2 separate regions of the Mus musculus genome follow, and region 2 is linked to region 1. The links are chromatin loops, found by intact Hi-C in ENCODE. Cell type or tissue: left cerebral cortex. All regions are shown on one strand. Each heading gives the region's core, and the rest is flanking DNA. Links, peaks and the distances in the headings are about the cores only.

Region 1 (12,626 bases), core at 2,030-10,029:
ATAGATAAATCAGAAAAAAAAACAAAAAACAAATCAAAACCCTTAACTGGAATCACTGTCTGCAAGGTACCATGAAGAAATAGGGGCTTGGGTCACGACAACTTGAAAAGACACCATCCACAGACTGCTAATCATCTTATTTCTACTGTCTTTACAAACATAAAGTATTTAACTTTATTTAAAATACTTCTTTCCAAAACTAAAGGTATCTAGCACTGTTAGAATACAAGGCAGGATGACTTGAGATGTAACCATGAAGTGTGTGTGTGTGTGCGCGAGCGTGAACATGCGTGCATGTGTGTGTGTGTGATAAAAGAAAGATGATAAAAGGAAAGAGTCGTAAAACCAGGTTGAGTGGCTGAAGTCCCAACGTCCTGGGCCATAAGGTACAGCCACTGTAACCGCAGCCAGGAAAATACTCCAAGCACATATAATCAAACACCCACATTAGCCAGGAAAACACTACAGCAGGAACTGGAGAAACTATCTGCAGCCACAGAAATAGATTAGATGGGAGTGTCAGACCGAAGCATGCTGGCTGCCCTGGGTACGGAGGACGCTTGGAGCTGGGGTGAGTTTGGAGCTGGGGTGAGCGCAGGCCTCCTATGATAACAGGAGATGCCGGGAGCAGGAAGTGCAGCCGAGCTGGGGTTCTTAACTGTTGACTGTCACCTGGATGCTTGTTACAATGCAGACTTCCAGGCTCATCCCACATTTTTCACTGAGAACTCAAGCAGTTCCACTACTGACCACAGCCCTGAGCTTCAATGACTCATTTGGCCTTCGCTGTCCCCACCCTGAATGACCTGCCACTCTTACAGCAAATGCCCCATGGGGGCACTGTGACTATAGGCCTTCTGTACCTCTTTCTGTTACAGCAGGTCTGAGCTCATCCACCTAAGACAGCACAAGCAAGTCGCGGGCAGGGCAGGGCAGGGCAAGGCAGGGAGTGTGTTCCACTTTCTATATAGAGATGACAAGACCTGGTCATCAAAGCGTGGCGTTAGATCACTAGGCTAACTCAATCCCTCTGAGCTCTTCTTGTCCTGGGGGCATGCTGCTAGACCTACAGCTATAAGCTGGTGAGACCAAGAGGGGTTCAGAGCACAGATTATTCCCCGGACAAAATAAAACAAACCCCACTTACTTCCTATTCCCACTGTATTAAACGCTCTCAGTATTCTAACCCAGTTAAGGCATACAGGGTTAGGTGCAGGGTGTGTGTAAATATGTCATTTCATATACTAGCTCTGAGTAGCCTCAGATTTTGGCATCTAAAAAAGTCCGCAAACCAATATCGCCATGGGCCATCTTAGCTGAAGTGTGGAGTTTCTGCTAGTGCTCTATTTTTAATTGGTGTCTCTTAATCTAAAATCCACGTAGCAGACAGAACACAGAAACCACAAACCACTTTGTGGCGCCCAACACACTTGCACACCCAGTGAGAAGAGCACAGTCAGCCATAACTAAGGCAGCCTGCCCATCGTTTTAAGCATTCTGTCAGGGAGGAAACTGGTGCTCTAAAGGTTAAGTACCTTGCTTGTGGCTACACAGGCAGCAGAAGGCAGAGAACACCCCACAGGGGTTTTGCTTGCATGCCCTCAACTGCCTCTGTGCATGCTGCCTAAGGGGGCCTTGGCTCAGCCAAGTCACAGACAGCAGTTATATTTAGAGGGGGTCTGAAAATCACAGGCGTCTGCCTGCAGACTGCCTGTCAATTAGCAGATAAGTGACTGCTGGTTCCCAATCATCTGGGCTCATAACACCCCAACGTTACCCTCTTCACGATTAGCTAACTATACAAGTGGCTTTGTTCTTCCTTGAAATAACTTCTATGAAGTTGTTTCACTTCTATGAAGTGATTCCACTTCGCGCTTGGCTCCTCATACAGCGCTCACAGTAGTAATGGGTTATAGCATGATTATCTCACTCTGGATGGGGCAATCAAAAGTAGTAGGTAAAGAGACGCCTTTCCTCTCCTTCTCACCATCGCAAGACCACAGTGCAGCCCCACCTAAATACATCACAGACACGCTCACAAATGGGAACCGTGTAAACATACGTGCGACACGAGTCCCTCCGTGAGCACGGTTTCTTTAATAATATGGCTACTGCTATGTGTTTGGATCAGAGGGGATGAAACTACACAAAATTGTGCATCTAAACATGCTTCTGATGGGTTGTCTGTCCCTGCAACCAGCAATCTCTATTCTAGGTGATGTGTAGGCACTCTTCAATTCAAGGGAGGAGGGCAGCCAGTGCTCCAACTGGACACAAACCAGCGTATTTGGGAGTGTACAGGAGCATATGAGCATGTGTACCTGTACACACACACAGAGTTCTGTTCCCTGGTACCTGAATGGCTGCCCACAATCCCCTTCTCAGGGCCGATAGCCCTCAAGACCTTCTGAGTTGGCAGAAGAGAGAACTGCCAGCTGGTTGCCCAGTTCCTGCCCCCCTTCTCCTGGGTGGCACAGCCCTTCCTTGCGAAGCCACAATTCCCAACATGGTGGACAGTTTGGAAAGGGGCTACATTGGCAGGTAGCCTTCGAGGCAGGGAGACACCCAGGAGTTGCCCAGGGGAGTGGCATTCAAAGGCATCTTTGTTCTTGAGCCTCTGAAGCTACTGTGAGCCAATTTTCAGTGAGGCGACAGAGATCTGGGCTATCAGAGTCTCTTACACATCAAGCCTCAGTTTTCTCGCCTCTAAAATGAGTACAACATCTACCTCATAGAATTCTTGCGAGGCCCAGTAAGAAGGCATCTTTCAAGGTTGAGCAGATGGCTCGGTGGGTCAAGTGCTTGCTGTATACAAGCATGAAGACCTGAATTCAGATCTCCAGCACCAGAAGACAAGATCCTGGGGTCTTGCCTGGGTACAGGAAGAGACAAGCCATGTGAGGGATCACCCCTAAGTGCCCTCACAGGCACGGAGGAACAGGGCCCTGCATATGCTTGCCTCACGATGCTGGCGGAACTCTGATGATCTGGACACCGAGTGGGGAAGAGAGAGAGAGTTAGGAGGTTTTTAGAATTGGGGCTGGAATCTGTCTTGCAGACGGCAGTGACATTTACAGCGATTACACTAACACAGGCTCCCAGATATGAGCACCACAAGCCAGGGGTACTCCCAAGCAGCCCTGCTTGGCATCCAGTGACAACAGGCTGCCACTTGAAGTCAGGTAACAGGAGGACATAGTTGTTTAAGCCTGGAAGAGAGTGATGTCCCCAAGAACACAGACAGAAGTGTGCACCTGGGGATGGCCGAACAGAATAGGGGCTAAGTACTGCTATATTCCTTTAGAGCCAACTACCTGTGCTTAGAGGCACAGTGCCATCCGTCAGATAGATACCTCTGACCAAGGAGAGACCAAGCCTTCATCAGTGTTTGTAACTATTTAAACAATCTTAAAGTTTGTAAACTGAAAGATGCTATATAATAGTCTTACTGTTAACAAAATTTCCAAATAGCAGAGATGCTACTTAATTCAAATTCCTTCAATGCTTAACAGATTTTACACACACTACACAAGTGTTCTAACTAAGCTACATTCTTAGTTCCAGGTAAGAGTTTATACAAAGATAGGGGGGAACACTAGGTCTCTGAACTTTAAATTTGCAGGACACTTGCTGTGCATCAAACTGCTAGGTCTACTTCAAAGATTGCCAGAGAACTGGTATTAGGAAGCTAATTTTGTGGGTAGGCAACTCAAGGGAAGACAAGTGAACAGAACCTAAATCTAGCTGCCACCCAAAACCAGGATCATATTTTATTGGGCAGATGTGCACCTGTCCTGTCCGGGTCTCAGGGATCCTAGGTTGAACTTCCCATGGATGGATGAGGTGTACGGACCCAGCGGGGTGGGGGGATATGTCCAGCTTTGTCATTTCACCTGATGAGCCAAGCGGTCGATGCACCATGCACCACCCCATCTTCCTCTGCTGCAGCAGCGCCTCCAGCCTCAGGCCATCGACCACACGATTACCCTCATCCCCAGCTGCCTCCATCTTACATTTGGGGACTATTATTTACAGTGCTTACAAACACTCCACGAAGCGCCATCCCTGCCCTGCCTACACACCTCCCATCACAACCGCGTGCTCTCAGTATCTCCTTCCTAAACTGTCAGCACCAGAATACCTAGTGGGAGGGATGCTGGCCAAAGGTATGGTCGCTGTAGTTCCTGGTTCTGGTCCCTCTGGACCTGGGTGTGTGGGGTTTTCCTCTGGAAAAGCCGAAAGGCCTCGGCGAGGACACAGTAGCCTCATGGCAGGCTAGAACCCGAATGGGCTACAAACACTTGCTGGCAGCTCATTGAGGAGCTAGGGAAGCAGGAGACCCGGGATAGGCGTGCCCCCGCGAACGCGCGCGTGTGCACGCGCGTGCATTTTTAAGCTCCAGGGCGTAATTCCGCAAAGAGGGTCCAAAAGATCTATCACTGCGGGTGTGGACAGAGGCTTTGTGTCCGTTTGAGAGACTCGCAGGCTGGAGAGGGGGCCCTGTTGGGAGGAGCGGCTGCAGAGTTGTGTCTGAGACCCCGAGGGGGACTGACACCTCTCGGGGACCCGACCTCGGATCCTGCCGCAGGGACTATGAGCCCCGCCCGGTGGGTGCCCCATAGAGGCTCCCATGGGATGCTCTTAGCCACGCGCCCGGTGCGCGATGGTCCGGTAGGTTGCCACACCTCCGCTCCCTGGCACCCTGGCACCCTGCCACCGCTATCCGCCCCACCCGGCCCCCCTGGAGGAGCTTGGGCAAAGCGGAGCGCGCCCGTCCCGTGCACTCACAAAGCTGTCGCCGCAGCCGTTGTCCGGACACAGTACGTAGAAGGAGACGCCCGGGTCGGCGTAGAAGTCCATCCTGCGCTCCGTCTCCTCGGCGGCGATGAGCTCAAAGGGCGTGCTGGAACACCACTTCTCCGCGACATCTGCCAGCTGCTGGAAGTCCATGGCGGCGCCGCCCGCGCCTCCTCCGGGGCTCACGGCTCCCGGGTCTGTTTACACCGCCCGCTCCGCCTCCGCCCCGCCCCCACCCCCACCGCCCGCCTTGAAAGGAACCCAAGCACCCCGGGGCCCCGCCAGTCCGGGGCCGCCCCGGCTCGTGACGTCACGAACTCTGGCCAATCCCCGGAGCCCTACTCGGCGCCGCCCGGAGCCCGGTGACGTCAGGGTGGGCGGGGCGCCCGTCTCTGCAGGTGGCGGCGGGGTGGGGCGGGGCTGGCTCCGGACCCCTGGTTTGGAGCCAGTTTGGAAGGCTTTCTCTGGAATCCGCTATAAACGCGAGGGACGCACCCAGAAGTACAGATTGCTTGGTCCTTGCCAGGGCTGATTGTAGAGGTGCTGCGAGCACCCGGGGAAACAGCTTTGCTTTCTACAGAAGCCAAAATTCGGTCCTCCCAGGAACCCAGAGTGTGTTTTCTAGACTGATTTGGAAGGAAGTGTACACGCACATCAAGCTGCGTGCTTCTTACAAATACCTTCACTGATTTGGCTTGAATTTATATTATATGACTTAAAATGGCCAACTGTTGTTTTGTTTGTTGGGTTTGAGGTTTTGTTTTGTATTTTGAGTTGCTGGAAAATTGAACCCAGAGTCGTGCTTTTCAGGCATGTTACCACCGAGCCACACCCCAACCCTGCTTGGAAAGCAAGGAGCCTGCCCGTTGACTACACCTGTTGAATGCTCTGGCTGCTGCGTGCCCAGCAGACACACTGGTTTACAGGGAGTAGAAGAGTCCTCGTCTGAACACTTGGCTTCCGGAAGGGACACATTAAATAGCATTCATTCTATAAACATTTATTCGTGGTTATTTTTAAACTGCGCCTTCTGAACCAGGAGCCTTGCTAGCTGGGGTGTAAACATGAATGAGCTGGGGTCTAAACGCCTCAGTAAGCTGGCAGTCTAGCCAAGGGGAGCCCAGCTAGTGCACCTGTTATTACAGGCAGAAGACGTTATTCCACAGTCATCTGTTTTGATCATTTCTGTGGCAGAATTTCCTTACGTTTATTTGCTTGTCTTTGCATTTGTCTTTAGACTGTGGGAGTGATTCTTCCTCTACTCCCTGACTTCTGAGGCTAAGAGAACCCACTTGACAGTGTGACTGGGATATGTCCTGGGAACCCCAGTTTCCACATCTGTGAAAATGGGTATATATTCATGACCTTATAGTTAGGGTTTGAGAAAGTGTGTGTGTGTGTGTGTGTGTGTGTGTGTGTGTGTGTGTGTGTGTGTGAAAGGAATAGAAATCCAGTGGGTTTTTCTACAATTTACTCATTTTTATCTGTATGAGTGTTTTTGCATAAATGTATTGGTGTGTACCATGTATGTGTCTGGTGTCCAGAGACCAGAAGAGGGTATTGGATAGCCTGGGACTGGAGTTACAGGCCTTTGTGAGCCACCATGTGTGTATCATCAAATCTAGGTTCTTAGGGAGAACAGCTAGATGCCTTAACTAATGAGCCATCTCTCTAGCCCTGGGTTTTTTAAATGTAGGAAATTTGATTATATGCCTAGGCTTATAGCAGTACTCATTGGTGTCCGATGTGTGAAGCAGTATTGATTAGCTTGACATTCTGTTAAACCAAGCATGAATGTTAAATTTTGGATGGCTGCTGATTTGACATGGCATTTATGTAATATGTGTAGAAATGTGCACAAGCTCGAGACTGTCTAACACCCAGAATGGATGCTGAAATTCAGTGGTGCATTAATTACACTCATCTCTCATGATCTACATTTTGACTGAAATAATGGAACAAGAGAGAGGGGTTATCTTTGTTATACAGGAGCAGAGTCTGGAGGAGGGCCAGCCAGAACACATCTGGCGAGGGGTTGATCACGAGGCTCCTCTGTGAGGGCCTTCATATAGCTTGACAGATAAGTTGAGGCAAACTCCTCTCTGCTGCCTCACTAGAGACACACATTAGAACAGAGGCTGCGTAACAAAGGACCAGGAAACTTGGTGGGATAAACTTCGGGCACAGTTTTGTAGGCTTAGAGTCTTAAAACTTACACTTAATAAGCATTGTCAACCACTTCAACACCCCTTCTAGCCCACTGTCTGAAGGGAGGGGAGAAAAGATGGTACATAGACAAGGGGATGTGGACCTGTTTAGAAGCAGTTCTTTGAGGGTGATTCCAGTCTCCGTTTGTCAGGATGCCAGCAGTCCTGTTCTGTAGAGTCAGGATAGCAATCAGGAATCAGCAGCGGCGGCATGATCCAGCAGAAGCAGCCAGGTCTCCGAGACAGTGGGAGCGACTAGGAGCAGCAGCGACCCCAAGAGAAGTTCTCTGCTGTGCTTCTCTCAAGGAAGTGAAAATCCACAGACTAGAGGTCAGCTAAGCATTGCAAGGCTAGCTATGCAAGCACACTGCCACTGTCCCTTGAGTCCCCTTTATATTCTCTCCAAACATCACAGTGTCCTCCAATAGGTCTTTCCTCAGCAAAACACCATGTGAGTCTGCATCAGATGACACAACCAGAAATTTGCACTTCAAAACTTTCTGGTTTTGTTTGTGGATTGTGTGTGTGTGTGTGTGTGTGTGTGTGTGTGTGTTGTTTTGTTGGTTTGGGTTTTTTTGGGGGGGGTGCGGGGGAGTGATGTTGGGGATGGAGGAACCCAGGTCCTCTCACACATCAGGCAAGCAATTTCCCCCTGTGCTGCAGACCCAGCCTAAGGTTACTGTCGTCTTTTAAAATCGTGATACTTACAGAAGTGCAAGGCAGAGCACCAGAACTGTGCTTGACTCCTCAGTGACACCTGTACTTCTGTGACTGAATCAGGAACGCAAAATGGTCGGACGGCCACCGGGCAGGAGTGAAAGGCGGCCACCGGGCAGGAGTGAAAGGCACTTAGCTGGGTGCAGGGTTTACTTACACTAAGATTGGCTCTCTGTAAAGCAGTTCAACCACAAACTCTAGAATCCCAACACCCAGAAAGGGAGGCTCGCTCTCAGCTCACATGGAGCTCTCCATAGACCGTCTCAAGAAACCTTTTGTGTTTCTTTTTTTTTTTTTTTTTTTCCGGTGCCCTGTGCTGGTCTCCTTGGAAGAAAGAACCTCAATTAAGAAATGTCTTCATCAGATTGACCCACGGGCAAGTCTGTAGGATGTTTTCTTGATTGTTGACTGATGTAGGAGGACAGTCCGCCATGGGGAGGTGCCACTCCTAGGCAAGGGGTCCTGGGAAATATAAAAAAGATAGCTGGCCTTGATCCCAAGAGCAAGCCAGTAAGCAGACGCCAAGGTTTCAGCTTCAGATCCTGACTCCAGGCACTGCCTAGGCTCCCTACTATGATGACTGTGAGTAGTAGTATATGTAACTCAAATATGTAATATGTAACTCAAAATGTAACTCTTCCCTCTCCAGGGTTTTTTTTTTTTTTTTTTTTGCCAGTTTTTTTCTTTTAAAACCAAATCACAGCAATATAAAGCAAACCAATACAGACTCTTTTTCCTTTTGTGATCATAATAATTTCAAAGAAAGATTGTTTATCATCATCATCACCACAGGGTTGGGGGTTGGAGCGAGGGTCTTATGCAGGCAAGGCAAGTACTCTACCCCTGCGCTATAACCCAGCCTTAAAACAAGTTTAGTCTAGTCCTGTAAAATCCAGTATAAAATTAAGTTCTTTCTAGAGGGTGGGTTTTCTTTTTTAGATTTATTTATTTATTTTATGTGAGATACACTGCCGCTATCTTCAGACACACCAGAAGTGGGCATTGAATCCCTGTTACAGATGGTTGTGAGCCACCATGTGGTTGCTGGGAATAGAACTCAGGACTTCTGGAAGAGCAGTCAGTGCTCTTAACCGCTTTGCCATCTCTCCAGCCCACCTCTAGAAGTTTTCATAAGAAATCTGATAGATTATAAAAAGATTTGTAATCCTGTTGCTAAGAAACCTTTACAATCACATTCATCCATGTATCTCTAAAAGTGGATGAATTTATTTCCTTTTAAATTCTCCCCAAATTCTTGTTTCCTAGAAGTAACATTTCTCCCCCTAAAGCTGGGATCCTACAAGGCAGATATCAGACAATCTCTCTAAGCTGTCTTCATGAGTACTGGTGAATGAAGTAAATCATGTTTTCTTTAGCTTTAAAGTCCAGCTAGACATGGTAGCAATGAGTATAATTTTAATATGTTGGAAACTGAGGCAAGAAGAGTGGTAGTTTGAGGCAAGCCTGGGCTACACAGTTCAGGCTAGCCTGAACTACATATGGCAACCCTATTTCAAAAACTGCAACAACAACAACAACAAAACAAAACCAACCAACCAAACAAACAAACAAAAAAACCCAGTGGATGGCCAAATCTAATGAAAGAAGTATTATCCTCTGGTATGAACTGAATATGAGTTGTTTCTTGTGTGAATTGAACATGGATTATCTCTGGTGTGAACTGGACATGGATTGTCTCTGGTGTGAACTGAATATGAGTTGTTTCTTGTGTGAACTGAACATGGATTGTGTCTGGTGTGAACTGGACATGGATTGTCTCTGGTGTGAACTGAATATGAGTTGTTTCTTGTGTGAAATGAACATGGATTGTCTCTGGTGTGAACTAAACATGGATTGTCTCTGGTGTGAACTGAATATGAGTTGTTTCTTGTGTGAACTGAACATGGATTGTCTCTGGTGTGAACTGAACATGGATTGTCTCTGGTGTGAACTGAATATGAGTTGTTTCTTGTGTGAATTGAACACGGATTGTCTCTGGTGTGAACTGAACATGGATTGTCTCTGGTGTGAACTGAACATGGATTGTCTCCCACAGGCACATATTTGGAATGCTTGATTCCCAGATGGTGATGCTGTTTGAGGAGAGCTTGTGGAGGTAGCTGCTAGGTGGAGGAAGCTGGTCCTTAAGAATATATTATCCCTTGCTACTTCCTGCTTCCTGGTTGGCCATGAGGTCAACATCTTTTCTCTTCCCTGTTTTTATTCCCATTTTGTTCTACAGAGTTACATGGGGGCGGGAGGCAAGCAATGATGACTATGCTTTCCAAAGAGCAAGACCAAATAAATCTTTCCTCCCTCCAGACACCATGCCTTCCTCACTGTCTTAGTTACTTTATTATGATGATGATAAGATCCAATGTCAAACAACTTGCAGAAGAACCCTTTTAATTGAGGTCTCATGGTTCTAAGAGGTGGGAGTCCATGACCATGACCCTGACAGGCAGGCATGGCACTGGAGCAGTAACTGAGACCTTACATCCAATCCTCAAGCAGGAGACAGAGAAGGAGAGGGAGCTGGGAGTGGCCATTGGCTTTCGAAACCTCAAAGACCACCTCTAGTGACACATCTTCTCCCGCACGGTCACACTTCCTAATCTTCCTGGAACAGTTTCACCAACCAGGGGGCCAAGCATTTAAACATATGAACCTATAGGGGCTGTTCTCATTCGAACGACCACACTTCCCATGATGTAGTACCTTCCTCAAATCAACTTCTTTAAGTTGTTTCTAGCGGGGCGTTTTGTCACATTAATGAGAAAAGTTGAAACCAAAATAGCCCATAGTAGAACCTTCAGACCAACATTGACTAAAACAAGAATTATCTCTAAATGATGACTTAAAATTGTTATGATTTAATTTATAATTAGTAATCCTTAAATGGGAAGGTCGAGAGAGAGTGCCAAAGTCTAACGACTCAACAGGAAAATGTGTTTGCTTATTCCAAACAATATTCCAAATGAAGACACTGAAGCCACGCCTGAAAAAAGATAGAAATAGAGATGTGGGCGCTGAGCACAGTGGTCACCATTATGTTCAAGGAATTCTGGATTACAAGGAGGATTGTGGGGCATACTCTGTCATGAGCATGGCGTGGAGATGCTAAGGAGCAAGCCCTTGCCTCTTTATGAAGCTTCATGGGTAACTGTGTCACACATGCCCACTGGAAGATCCCTGTCTAGGAAGAACCAGTCAAGGGAAAGACAAGGGAGGAGCCAGACAGAAGGAGCCCATAACACAGGCAGATCAGGCAGCATGGCCAATATTCAGTGCTCATAGAAAACCATGTCAGCTGGGGTGGTGGTGATGCCATCCTACTTTTAATCCAAGCACTTGCGAGGCAGGGACAGGTGGGTTCTCAAGTTCAAGGCCAGCCTGATCTACAGAAAGAGTTCCAAGACAGGCAGGGCTACACAGGGAAACTCTTGTATCAAAGAACAAAAGGGAGAGAGAGAGAGAGAGAGAGAGAGAGAGGGAGGGGGGAAGGGGAGGGAGAGGGGGAGGGGGAGGGGCAGAGGGAAGGGAGAGGGGAAGGGGGAGAAAGAAAGAAGGAAAGAAACAAAGAAAAGGATGAAAGGAAAAGAAAAAGAAAAAAAGGAAAAAAAGGAGAAAAGAAAGAGAAAAGAAAGGAAGACCACGTTAGAAGAGTCTTGATCAGCATTTTCCTAGAAGATTAGACCAAACTATAAACAGTCGAGGCACTTCAGGTGTCCAGGGCTTCCTTCTGATGCTTGCTACAATACTTCATCCACACATGTTTGCCTGCAGTTGGTCAGGCATCGCTTTGGATTTGGTGATCTTTCTTCTGCAACTCTTACACTATCATCAAAGAAATCAGGACCTTTCCATGATTGTGGGGGAGCAGGGCATGACGAGGGGCTCACTAGAATCATCACTGTGATGGGTTTTCCTAACACTTCAAGGGGTAGCATAATAGATTTTGGGGTGCGTGTGCTTTACTATAATGAGGCAGATTTTTAAAAATAGTATTAAAGAAGAGCCCAAGGCAATATTGGTGATACTGCCCAGCCCACTGCTCTTATCCAGAAAAGTGTTTTTTCAAAAAAGAAGAAGAAGAGATGACTGAAACAGGGAATTCTGCTTTCGCTGGAGACTCTGTTGTGTCATGTGACTTTTTTTTTTTCTTTTTTTGGGAAACTGCCTTATGAGAGGATATTTTTCTGAAGCAGACACAGGAGAAGATTTTGTTGAGGACAGACACATGATGTTTTGCTGGAAGCTGCCTGGTGAAAGGCATGTGATGTTTAGCCAGAGCAAACACATAATGTTTGGAAAGAGTGTAAGTATAACCCAACAGACAATGGATGGTGCTCTGGCACGGGTTAGCCTTGCAGCTCTTTGCTGGTCATCGCTGGGCTTCACTGATGACACCGTTGCATTGATTCACCTTGCTTTCTTCACCGATCTTCACTTGTCATGACTTCATGGAGAGAAATGCACCAAAGAACTTCTGGTGGTGTTCCGGCAGCTTCTTGCTGTTTCGGCCGACTCCGCTGACTCCAGCCGATCAGCGGAGCCTCCTGGTTTCTTCCGGTTTGAGCTTCTGCTCTGCTGCCGACTTGTGTTTGGGGTTTACTAGTGGACTGGACTGCTGAAAACAAACGATTGGAATTGCCCAAAAGAACTATTTCTAAACAGGTCCAGCCCCCGTTACCTGCTAACCTTTCATTCCCCTACCTCCGGTGGGTGGTGGGCTAGAAGGGAGGTTGAAGCATTAACAGATCATACTTAAAGTAGGTTTTGAAAAATCTAAGCCTACAGATGGCTACGAGGTTAAGAGAACTGGCTACTCCTCCAGAGGTCCCGAGTTCAATTCTAAGCAACCACATGGTGGCTTGTAACCATCTATAATGAGATCTGGTGCCC
Region 2 (12,626 bases), core at 2,070-10,069, 49 kb after region 1:
GAAGCAACAAGTAACTAATACACAGATAATGTTTCTTTTTTGCTTCTATACTGACATTTTAATCATAATATGAAGAACCATGTACAGTTTCTATCTTTATTCTTGTATGAGCATTTTAAGTCTCAGGAACGTGGGGGCCAGGATGAAAGCTAGGCTCACTCTGTGCTTCCCAACCATCTCTCTGGGTAGGAGACTTCCTAGGATCCGTCCTCATCTCCACTGCAGTCTGGCTAGTCTGGTTTAAAAGCTCTCAAAACTTCTCTTCCAAGTATCGCTAGGCTGGCTCTCCTGAGACAGCAGAGAACCTTCACTGTCCCCCTATACGTTGAAAGCCTTTGAGAATCCATCCTCATTTGTGAAGGAAGAGTGGCTTGTATCTTTGCATCTCAGATTTTTCACATACTCATTTGAAGACTTTAAGCAAAGTGCTTAGGTTCTTAGAACCTCACCTTCCTCAAGCATAGAAGGCAGATAAATATTTTTTTTATTTTAAAGATGAAGATCGTATAAGTGTTTTGCCCAAAGCCTGACACCTAATAAACATACAGAAGATAGTGTAAGTATAAAGGAAAGAGAGAAAAAATGAAAATAAGGCAGGCTGCACTCTAGGAAAAGAGAGGCAAGGCCAATGGTGAGCTCAACTCTCCAACCTGGCTGACAGAGAGCAGGAAGGTCAAGCAACAGCTGGGTATCAACAAGCTGGTGGCAGGACCTTGACTGGCATTTGTTCAGATGGGATGTGTTTGAGAATAAAAGTTCACTACTTGGCTGGCAAATGAGTCAAATTCCAGGGACGGAAAGATGTTTTCTCTGAGCCACTGAGATTGGCTAGTTGGCACATTAGAATAAGCCTTCCAAAGTACGGATGTCTTGGGGAGTAACTGTGAACTGAGGCAAAATGCCTGAAATCACAGGTTCCTTAAATACCATAAGCATCAAACACTAGATACTGTCCAACACCATCCATGACCAAAGATGGGTTATCTCTCTGTGTCTCAGGTCTCTGTTCTTAACAGGGAAAATAAGAGTACTCTCAGTGTTAGTAGAGCAATAACTTCATGTCTCTCAGAATGTGTAGTGTGTGATAAATACTCCAAACTGTAACCTGTAAATGCAATGTGTGGTGTTTGATAGGCAATTCCTTCAGCAGTCTATTTTAGGGAATAAGAATTTCAGTAAAATAATGTATGTGAACAGATGTTGTGCCACAGCTAAGAACAAACTTACAGGTGGCTTGCACTTCTTACAGAGGATGAAGCAATCTGTGGGATGCATTATGCAACCACTAATAATAGTATTTTATCTCAGACTCTCATGATAGTGAAATGGTCTTAACTGGGACTAGAGCAATGGGGCTCGTCTGGCAACTGAGGCTGAGGGCTTGATCTACAAATAGCAACAAAAGTCATCACAGAATCTAGTGACAAAGACTACATAATTATACTATAAACTAAATGTAAAAATATGAATTTACATACATACCATAAACATGTGGGTATATAAAGATAAACATGTATAAATAGAACTATATATTTAAAGTAATATATAAACTAGGTCAGTATTTGAAAGAGTTAATAAAATGTATTTTTAAAAGCTAAGAAGGTAAAGCAAATGCCAGGAAGGAGGAGATGCTAGGTACCAGGCAAACACACGCATACAAATGTCTAATATCCTCATTGTTACAATAACTGTTTAAGAAGAGATTACTACATACCCACACAGTTAATATTTGAAGATAAAATCCAACTAAAAACAAAACAAAACAAACAAAAACCAAAACCCGAAAAACCTGAACTAAGAGCTGGGAGTGAACTTAATGAGCAGCAGAGGAGCTGTGAGTTGGGACTCATCACTGGGCTTAATCCCTCCTTGGTGGTATTGAGACCACAGCCTAACCAGCTCTGTTTTTCTTCTTCTCTGCAGACAACCACGTCAGAGGCACAACTCCAGTGTCACTGAAACGCTCCCACTCATAAGTCTTTGCTAGCTAGTCTTTGTGAGACATTTTCTATTGCTGACATTTTCACATTTCAAAGCCTATAAACATAAATGAGCTGACTTTTTTGGTTTTGTCTCCAAAACTAAAGCAAGCAGAAAAGACCATGTGGACCAGTTATTCTCAACCTTTGCGACCCTTTAATACAGTTCCACATGGTATGGCGATCCCCAACCATAACATTATTTTTGTTGCTACTTCATAACTGTAATTTTGCTACTGTTATGAACTGCAATGTTAAGATCTCATGCGCAGGACATCTGGTGTGCAACTCCTGTCAAAGGTGGTTCGATGCTCCCCAACGGGTCTTGGTGCACAGGCTGAGAACCACCAATGTTAACAAGACCCAGCACCTTGCTCATTATGCAACTCTAGGAGACAGGATTGACTTACCGCAAAGACCCCTCGAACTACCCAGCCATGGTGTTGCCGTAATGTTTTGCCATATGCGTTATCTTGAAAAGAAAGAGATTTTGTGGATGGTAAGATGCCAATGTGATTTGTATAATACACTGTTTAATATATGCTAACTACTGGCTTCTTTTCTTTCAAGACAAACAGAAATTTTCACCTATACTGGGGTCACTGTATCTGAACTTCAGTTTATTATCACAGTGGAAAAATTTCACAGATAACACAGTAAGGTGAGAGAAAAAGATATAGAAAATTATCATTAAATACAACTGGAACTATGCAATGAATCTAAACCATTGTTCTTTGAAATGCAGGCTCCCTTCTGGCCAGGCTTAGATACTTCTCTAATTACCCATCTTCCAGTGAGTAAAGTCATCTCTAATTCTTGACAATTCTAATGTTCACTCCTGAGATAACAAACATTTGTCTTAATTCTCTTAGTAACCCTCAATATACAGTATAGAAGCCCGAGTCCCCAAAAATGTTACAGAAAAGCAATGTGTAGCATATACACCCACGGTTCCAGTCACTCAGGAGGCTGAGCTGGAGAATCACTTGTGCCAAAAAAAAAAAAAGAGGTCAGTCTAAGCAACAGAGGGAGACTGTGTCTCAAAACAAAACAGATCGTCCTTCAAACAAACAAAATGTCTGGAGAGGATGGCCTGGAGTTAGTTATAAGGTAATCATGGAAAACTCTTAATAAAGCCATTCACACCTATTATGCTAATGATAACTGCCTATTATTTTTGATCCAGATATTTTAAAGTGAGATTTAAAAACTTGTATATAATAATTTTAATTTAAACACTTCCAGGAGTCAAGGATGGCATTTTGTGCAGGGAATCCACTTTCTGAAATACTGGGCAACAGTGTATAAAACACTTAAAGCGGACTGTGCACCATTCCCACAGACTAGATGCATGCTTGGAAGCCATCCATCTGCAGCTCGCCATGCACTTTCCTCATACGTTGCGTCCATGTCTACTCGGCATCCCAGGAGTTTATGGCATTCTTGGGTTGTTTGTACATCGCACCACAGGGATGGCTTGGTCTCTATCTCCAGGTTTTGCCTGAGCACATCTAAGTTTTCTGTTGCAAACCTATTTACTTTCCTGGGCTAATCCGGTTAGTGCAGGTACTGTGCCACTTGGTGAAGACTTAGGTGATGCTGTGATAGGCTGCACAATCATGCTCAGCTCTGACAAGAGCAAGAAGACAGACACCAGGACCACAGTATGAGTTCCTATGTGGGGAAAGCATTGCAGAGCACAGGACACTGCACTTTGCTGGGAAGTAAGCACTGGCATGGAGCTGCAGCTCAGAGGGCATGAAGCCTTCAACAGCTTTGAAATTACAGAATTTTAGGCAACTTTTATTTCATTTTTTTTGGATAAGGCTTTATTAAAAAATGTCAGTGTTTTTTAGAGTTAGCATTTCCACTTTGCACAATCTGAATTTGCGCAAAATATATTTCTATAAAAGAATGCTTCAATCCATGTTATAACATACTTTTATCTATAAGGACTTAGGTTTTAAATACAACCGATATCCTTGGCTATCCCTTGTTTGAAACAGGATGAGATGTCAGTATCAGTGTGGAGCTCATGCAGAAGGGTTAAAAATTCAATACAAATATGCACAAGTTCTTAGACAGTTGCAAGGTACACCCAATATTAAATTTATTTTTTTTCTCTTAGGCAAATAATCTAAGCAGGCTAGGACCTGGTTAAAGACACTTATCTCTGGTGTAAACCAGAAACTTAGCTGACTCTGTAGATGGCACGTGGGAAGTTTAGATGGTGCCCAGGGTTTTGGTGATGTCTTGAAAATGGTGAGTGCAGGCAGGAAAGGAAACCAAGTAAGATAGCCACACTTCCAACCCTCTCAGCCATCTAAGGAGACACAGGGACAGTAGTTACTGTGGAAGGCAGTGGGGCTCCTTACTTTCCTGTGACCCTAATCCAGGCAGAGTATTAACTGCCACTGTAAATAATCTGCTCTGGTCACCTACAGCGAAAGCTGTTCTACTTAACAAGGACTGAGTGTCTACTATAGTCCACTCGCGGTGCAGAGCAATGGATCGCAGATGAATTAAGTTCAGTCAATCTTCTGCCCTCGGGAACTCGACTGAGAAGGAGTTAGCCTTTTAACTCGCCATCATCATATAAGATACATTTGTATGACAAATGGGATTTTCAGCCAACTGCTAAGCAGAGGTTTGTACATAGTGCCAAAGGAACAGAGACTAAGCCAGCTTGGTGTACCAGACAGAGGACTTTGGGCATCCTGAAGGCTGGATAGGATATAGAGAAGGGAAGGTGATGGCTGCAGACGAGAAAGAACCATGGAACCTGGCCAAGTTGCACAACCATGAGCAGGAGTTGGATCAAACCGCGAAGGTCTTTATCCACCAAGCCGTGGATTTTGAGTTACTTCGGTAGGGTTCAGTGGCAGCTCTGAAAACGTTACTGTTTTCCTCCCTGACTTTCAGTATCCAATGGAGAAGATACAGAAAGAGCAGTGCAGCATGTGTGTACCCCTACACCTGTAAACTCACATACACAAGAAACCAGAAGACTTAACTAGCACACAACATTCCAGGGAAATCGTCTCTTTTTAGGCTGTATTAAAATAAGATGAAGTCTAAGCCTGGTCTATTCTGGCTACACAGAGAAGATCAGATAATGAGAAGCATCAATCCTCATGGCAGTTCTCATGTATTTTCATACTGCATGCTCTATAATCCAGCAGTATTCTTAGGTCTCTAAAAGGAATAAATGAGCCTGATATGGTGGTGCCCATCTCTAATCTCAACATTCAGAAGGCAGTAGTAGTAGATGGATTTCTCTGAGTTTGAGGCCAGCCTGGATTATACAGTGACAGCCAGGACTACACAGAGAGACTCTGTCTGAAAAAAAAAAAAAAAAAAACCAAAAATAAAATAAATGACCTTCTCCCAATTCGTGAGATGTGTCTGTTCCCCAGAGACTCATTCTAAATTTCTAAATGGAAAGCCTTATCATTCTGTTTGACTTTCTCTTCCTTTTACAAAGGAAGAGATGAAAGACCCGGAAAGGAAGTGACTCTCCCAAGAACAGAAAGCAATGACAATTTGGGGCATTTGTATCACATCAAATAATTCTTACAAAAATGTTTATTCTTTGTGAAAAAAATAATAACAAAAGTCTGTCTTTTATAGTCTCAAAGCAAATTCCAGAAGTAAAGACATAGTTTTATACATATACTCTTTTACCTACATTTCTACCTTAACTCAAGTCAGACAAGATAGCAGGCTCCACTTCAGAGACTGTTGTTTTTAACAAACAGGCAAAGCCACTGTCCCAGAAGAAATCTGCATCAAGGAGCCTTTGGGGTCTGAACATCTTTATGTAAATGTCCTCTTAAGGCCACGTTTGTCATGGGTGAGCAAGCCTGCCTGGGGTGCCTATGAGCCTTAGCATGCACCGCCAGACCAGAGCTCATAGAGCCTGGGTCTGTGACAGGCTTCTCCAGACTCCTGCTGAACACTGGCATTTATACTTCCGAGGGAATTCAGAGAGTGAGGAGAATTTGTGAAGTGTTTATCAGGAATGGAAGAGGATCAGAGGAAGTATGGGATGGAAATGGCAAAATACAACGTAGGCAGGAAACAGCACACGTACACAAGTAGGCAGGAAATAGTCAAAGAATTGAAAATGAAATCCCATCTGTTGACATAGTCTTGCAGCCATGTCTGATGAGGGGATGGCTAGGGTAAGTGCATTACTTCTTCACACTGAATGGCAGTGGAAACCAGGGTTATTACTAAGACATCATTTTAAGAAGAAGCCTGAGTGTCAGAATGGAACTTTAGAACTCATAGAACAGCACCAAAGGGAGGATGGGGAAGGGAGAGCAGAGCCAACGCTGGCTATGATAATTTAGTCATAGAGCAACATCTGTCCTCCCTAGTTTCTCTTCACAGAGTCAACATCTTCTGGGTCCTGTCTGTAGATCAAGGGCTGGGTGAGTGTGTAGCTTGTGGGCAGAGTGCTTGCCTGTTGTAAATGTAACGTTTATTCTCCTGATGTAACTGTTGTTTCTGAGGCGCCCTCTGTCTGCTAATGTATGCCTAGCCCTGGAAGCTTCTAGCTCATACAATCTTATCTAGGCCTAGAATGCTTTCAGTCTCTGAAGATGCCCCCTTGGAAACTGAAAAAAGTACCACCCTCTCCAAAGCAATGGAATTAACTTATTTTTCTGTTTATAACCATGGCTACTTAGTGTCTGACTTTGTCTCAACACTGCAAAAATCCAGGCTTTAGAGTAACAAGATTTCCACTCCCTCCACATACTCCAAGACTTAGGCTAGGCCTGCTGTGGTGGGATACACCTGCATTCCAGTACCTAAGAGATTAAGTGTTGGAGGTCAACCTGGGCTATATATACTGTGACACCCTATCTCAATAACACCAAACTAATGTGATTTCCACAGGTCTGGAGTGAGAACTCAGCCATGTTGTTATCAGTACACTGTGAGGATGCTACGAAGTCTAGCTTCATAGCATAGATGCATCAACGCACAACCCACATAGCAGTATTTATTTAGTAAGCACCTACATGCTATAATTACAGCACCGTGCTGGAGATACAGCTCAATCTCCTCTTACAAAGGCCTTTCTTGCAGTCTTGGCTCTGTCACTACAAGATGGACATGTGGAACAATGCAGGATGGCAGGTGGCCCCTGATCTCACTCCACAGCAACTCCCCATGAGTTCCCTGTCCACCTTCTTTCATGTGCTCTAAACTGAGCTTCTCTTCAAATATGGACTCCGATAGACTAATTTAGAAGAACTCATCTCATGTGGGTTAGGATGATACTCAGATCTTTAACACATCAGACCTAGCTGACCCGGGCACTGCACAGACCCCTAGCTCCCCTCCCTCTACTCCTTCCTTCTTATGACAAGGGATCACACTCAGGGACTCATACATGCCAGGTAAACCACATGCATCATCAGTCCTTATAGAGCCCTATTAAGAAAGCATAGAAGAAGCAGTGAATACAAGTGAAATTAATTTAAAAAGAAAAAAAAATAAACTCAAAGTAGAAATGTCTCCATATACTCTGTCCCATTTCCAGGGTTGCTATCTCAAGTCTAATTGCAGATCTATCAGAATATGAGGCACACTTACTCAGTGCTGTCTGGATATCCTTTTCTCCATTCTTCACTTCTGTCAAAAATCCCTTTAGAAATTTGAGACCTCTAAAATTAAAGAGAGGAAAAAATATTATTTTCAAAGTTCATCTCAGTATCTCAGGCAAGGTAGGGAGAGGGCAGGACAGACAGACATCCTTCCTGACCAGCTTCCCTGCCATTTCTATTAGAAAGTTCTGGACACTCCCCTCACCCTCTCTGCCATCTCTGAAACATTTTTCAAATTATGGTGCTCTAGCATTAGTATCATCTAGAATTCATGAAAAATGAAAATTCTAGAGCCCCACACCAGACTTAGCAGTCCAGAGACTCTGGTTCTGAGTTCAGTGTTTTCCCAGGCTTTGCCATCGAAGCAGAAAGCTGCTCATTTAAGAGAACCTCATTGGCTCTCCAGCCTAAAACTCTGATCTTACAAATACTACCAATATTACCAACATGTATTACTATGGGGCCAATGCTTGGCTCAGCAGACTTCCCACAGAAGGTTACAGCTTTGGTCACAGCCTCTCTGAAAGGCACGGGTGGTGTGAGCTGTGAGCATTCCAGCTGAGCTGAGCTGAGCCTGAGCTGGGTGAGCAATCCAGCTGACTCCACCTCTTACCTCTTCAGCCACAAGAGGGCTTCCGTCGCCGAGTTCCTAACCTGAGCGACGTCAGCCTCCACCTCATGCAGCACTATCTTCTGGAGGGTAGTAAACTCTTCCTTGTTGGTTATGTACTTCTGATTTACCTTCTGGAAACAAAACAAAACAAAACAGGGCAACTGTGGCAGCTGGAAACTGTGACATCACCAGTACCGTCAGTACAGAATTCAAATCTACAAGCAACAAGACTTCTAGGAGACCAAAGTCAACTTGACTATCTTTCTTGTTTTTAGGGTAATGTATTTTAAAAATTCCAAAAATTCTGTGAGCTTTAACAAACTCCAAGAGTCCCAAGCTTTAAGCATCATTCTTGGGGTACCATTGCCTCCCTTAGAAACTGTCTTCTGTTTCAAACTACTTCTCATCCTGAGCATGCACACACGCGCACGCACACACACAAACCCATCACTTGTATGAGTGAGAGCCCATGTACTTCTTTCTCTCTCTCTCCTAACGTCCCAGGAACGGTACTCACAGAACTTCCTCAACACATCACACCTAGTGATGAGTACTGTGTTTTATTTTATTTTATTTTATTCTAGAGACAGGTTCTCTCTACCCAGCCCTGTTGCCCTGGAAACTCAATCTGCAGATAAAATTGTCTTTGAATGCTCAGAGATCTTCCTGCTTCTGCCTCCCACGTGCTGAGATTTGCATGTGCCACTATGCCTGGCTTAAAAAGAGATTTAATTCACAAGTGCTAGATGTAATATACACAACTTTCACTTTTCTGGGAAGGAGGTTGAGAGTTCCTATTGTTGATGGCCCCACAGCTAGCTGTACCAGGAATTTGGTCTTCTGTATCCCAGACAAATGATAGCTATTGCCAACCAACATAGTTTTTTTTTATTATTGTTTAACCCCAAAATGCATATACTCATTGCTGACATGGCTCCCCACTGATCCAGTGGTCAGCCTACTAAAGGCTTGCCTCTCCTGCATAGCAGTTATTCCTCTACTCAAACTTCCCAGTGTGAATGATTCCCCCTCTCCTTTATATTCACCTTAATATTTCCAACAAGATCCATCTTAACAGGAGCAAACACTGTGGGACCAAGTTTGTCTGAAAAAAAAAAAAAGGATCAAAAACAATTCTGAAAAAGGTTTTGTTTTTTTTTAATTTAGGAAACATATATTATTATACTAGAAAATATTTTTATCATAATAATACATTTAGAAGCTATTTTCCCCAATATTACTCTGACTTCTGGACTTGGTCATCAGCTTTCTATCTCACTGCTTTGAGATGTGTCTCTGTGACAAGGGCCTACGTGGCAGGTCTGATGAAAGCACCTCTCATCGATTTAGAGTGTTCATTTGAAAGGCTGGTACACTGCCCAGTGTGGCAGCAACAGATGTGTGACTATTTAGTACTTTCAATGTTGCAAAGTCCAAACTGAAGTGAATTGTAAGCCTAAAATACCTATCGGTTTTTAAAGATGTAGCACCAAAGGAAAAATGCAGAAAATCTCACTAATGGCTCTCTACCCTGACTCCATGTTTATGACATTTTAGATATGCTGCTATGTAAGATACATTAATTTTTATTTTGCTATATTAATGTATCTTCTATAAACTTATATTACATTACTGATTTGACTATACTCCTAACTTTATATAATTTTAATTATTTATATTTACTAAACATAAATTTTACTTTTAAGGCATAGCATAAAAACAGAAGAGAAGGGCTGGAGAGATGGCTCAGCGGGTAAGAGCACTGACTGCTCTTCTGAAGGTCCTGAGTTCAAATCCCAGCAACCACATGGTGGCTCACAATCATCCGTAATGAGATCTGATGCCCGCTTCTGGGGTGTCTGAAGACAACTACAGTGTACTTACATATAATAATAAATAAATCTTTAAAAAAAAAACCAAAAGAACAAAATAAAAATAAAAGTTAAAGAAAAAAAACAGAAGAGAAAAAAAATAAATTCTAAAAATTATCTGATTGATCGTTTTTAAGAAAAGGTAGAAAATGATGCAGCTAAAAAGAACCCCAAATAGGAAATAAAACAGTGTGCTAAAGAACAACGGCTTCATTGGCCCTAAGACAGGAAATGAGAATTAAAAGAGGAAAAAAAGAAAACAGAAAATAGGTAAAGAATATAGAAATACAGCAAAACAGGAGTGAATGAATGTAAAGAACATAACTCATTATATAGGCAATTACCAGAAAAACATAAATTTCAATAGCTGCAAAAAAAGCATTTTAATAAAATTATCTGATTCATGACTGTGATGGTTTGTATATTCTTGGACCAGGGAGTGGAACCATCTGGAGGTGTGGCCTTGTTGGAATAGGTGTGTCACTGTGGGTGTGGGCTTAAGCCCCTCACCCTAGTTGCCTAGAAGTCAGTCTTCCACTAGCAGCCTTTAGATGAAGATGTAGAACTCTCAGCTCTGCCTGCGCCATGTCTGCCTCGATACTGCCATGTTCCCACCTTGATGATAATGGACTGAACCTCTGAACCTGTAAGCCAGCCCCAATTAAATGTTGTTTTTATAAGACTTGTCTTGGTCATGGTGTCTGTTCACAGCAATAAAACCCTAACTAAGACAATGACTATAAGAACAACCACCAGCATACAACAATCAATGTATCTACATATATTTATGCTACATATGTAAATAGCATCAAACCCATAAAGTCCAAAATTTATTCCTAATAAAACACAGTTATACGTTAACATTAGAGAAAATAAAAATGACTAAAGTATATGCATCAAATACATAACACACATATATATCATACTCATGGACTAGGAGATATAATGTTGTGAATGACATTAATTTTCCCCAGATTGGGCTTACAAATTCAATGTATGCAGCTTTAATAAAAACCCCAGTGGCCCTTTAATAGGAAATTTAAAACTAAAATTATACAGATCTGCAAAGGACCTAGAATTTCCAAAACAATCATGATAAGGAACAAAATTGTGAGTCTTGAGATTCTAAGGAAATACAAACAAATCCTGGGGTCAGGAAAGAGACCATTTATAGGCCTGAAGGTTCTGGAGCAGATAGCCAGAGCAATGTAAGAGGAGAAATAACGGTGGTTGCTTTTCTTGACAAATGGTCCTTAAATAACTAGACTGTGATGAAGACAAAACAACCCTCAATCCCAGCATCGCAATGCACGCATGAAGTAATTCCAGCATGGACTACGGCTGAGGAGATGGCTCAGTCTGTAAAGTCCCCACCTGACAAGAGTGAGCACCCAAGTTCAATCCCTAGCGCCCATGGATGGAGGAGGGGCCTCAGACATGGTGTCATAGGCCCAGTGTCTCAAACATGGGAGGGACCCTGGGAGGAAGACACAGGAAGATCCTTGGGCCCTCTGGCCAACCAGCCTAGCCTACATGCTTAGCTATAGGCCAGTAAGAGACTTTGTCTCAAAAAAAAAAAAAGGTGGCTGGCATAAGGAAGACCACCCAAGACCGTCCTCTAGCCTCTGCATACGCACACTTAATGCACACGCACACACAGCTGTACATGCATGATCAATGTAAAATTAGAAATCTAGAAAAAACATGAGAGTATCTTTATGACCCTTGATTAAAAGTAACTTTAAGACAACTAAAAACATTAACACAAAAGTCAAGTTTGTCAACATTTGAAACTTACTTTTCAAAAAACAGATTTATAAAAAGATAAACTAGGGGGCTGGTGAGATGGCTCAGTGGGTAAAGCACCCGACTGCTCTTCCGCAGGTCCAGAGTTCAAATCCCAGCAACCACATGGTGGCTCACAACCATCTGTAATGAGATCTGACTCCCTCTTCTGGAATGTCTGAAGATAGCTACAGTGTACTTACATATAATAAATAAATAAATCTTTTAAAAAAAAAGATAAACTATAAACAGGAAAGTGAGAGTCTGAAGGAAAATATCTGTGATGCATATCTATAATGGGATTTTACCTGGAATATTTAAAGAATTTTCAAAATTCAATAACAGAGCCATCCTTAGTAATAGCACTCCAAGTAATAAAATGAAATCAATCAACTTTAAACCTGGGCCAGATTTGGAGAGACATACAACAAAAAATACTGGCCAAGAACTGTATGATAATGTACTCAATATCGTGGTAGCTGGTAAATTAAAGCTCCAATGAGGGCCACTGAATATGAGAAAGGCCTAAGCCCAACTCCCTACAGCAGCGAGTGAGAAGAGGGGAAGCAACGAGAACCCAGCACATAACAACTGTGAGTGCAACTGCGCATGTGACAGACATTCCCGCAGGCCATGCTATCACAAAGCCATGCTGCTCAGTAACACCAGGAATTCTTGTCCCAGATACACAAGAGAACAAGAAATACATGCCACAAAGATAAATCTCTAAGTATGCATAGTGAGAAATGCCAAATACAAG

The links. Peaks named below come from ENCODE experiments on the same cell type or tissue, not always from the same donor. Only the 100,000 strongest peaks of a DNase experiment are listed, where the experiment ranks them.
Region 2: it touches region 1 in a loop (2.2-fold over the local background); 2 of 42 quality-filtered maps call a loop at or near these places.

Annotation. Positions count from the first base shown.
Region 1 is chr6:54,674,094-54,686,719 of GRCm38, reverse strand. It overlaps Mturn (maturin, neural progenitor differentiation regulator homolog (Xenopus)), which reads right to left and starts at 5,096. Exons shown (of 3, transcript NM_001289740.1): 1 at 4,789-5,096. The coding sequence starts at 4,950. In left cerebral cortex, for the core only: no CTCF peak of the experiment used is centred there; DNase peaks (open chromatin) are centred at 4,187, 4,418, 5,139 and 5,618; H3K4me3 peaks cover 2,025 bases; H3K27ac peaks cover 1,118 bases.
Region 2 is chr6:54,625,535-54,638,160 of GRCm38, reverse strand. It overlaps Plekha8 (pleckstrin homology domain containing, family A (phosphoinositide binding specific) member 8), which reads right to left. Exons shown (of 14, transcript NM_001164361.1): 10 at 9,257-9,315; 11 at 8,211-8,341; 12 at 7,587-7,657; 13 at 2,390-2,451. Among named protein-coding and RNA genes, the nearest start is that of Gm34249, 25 kb to the left of the region's middle. In left cerebral cortex, for the core only: CTCF peaks have their summits at 6,509 and 8,227 (motif pointing right); DNase peaks (open chromatin) are centred at 2,929, 6,503 and 8,227.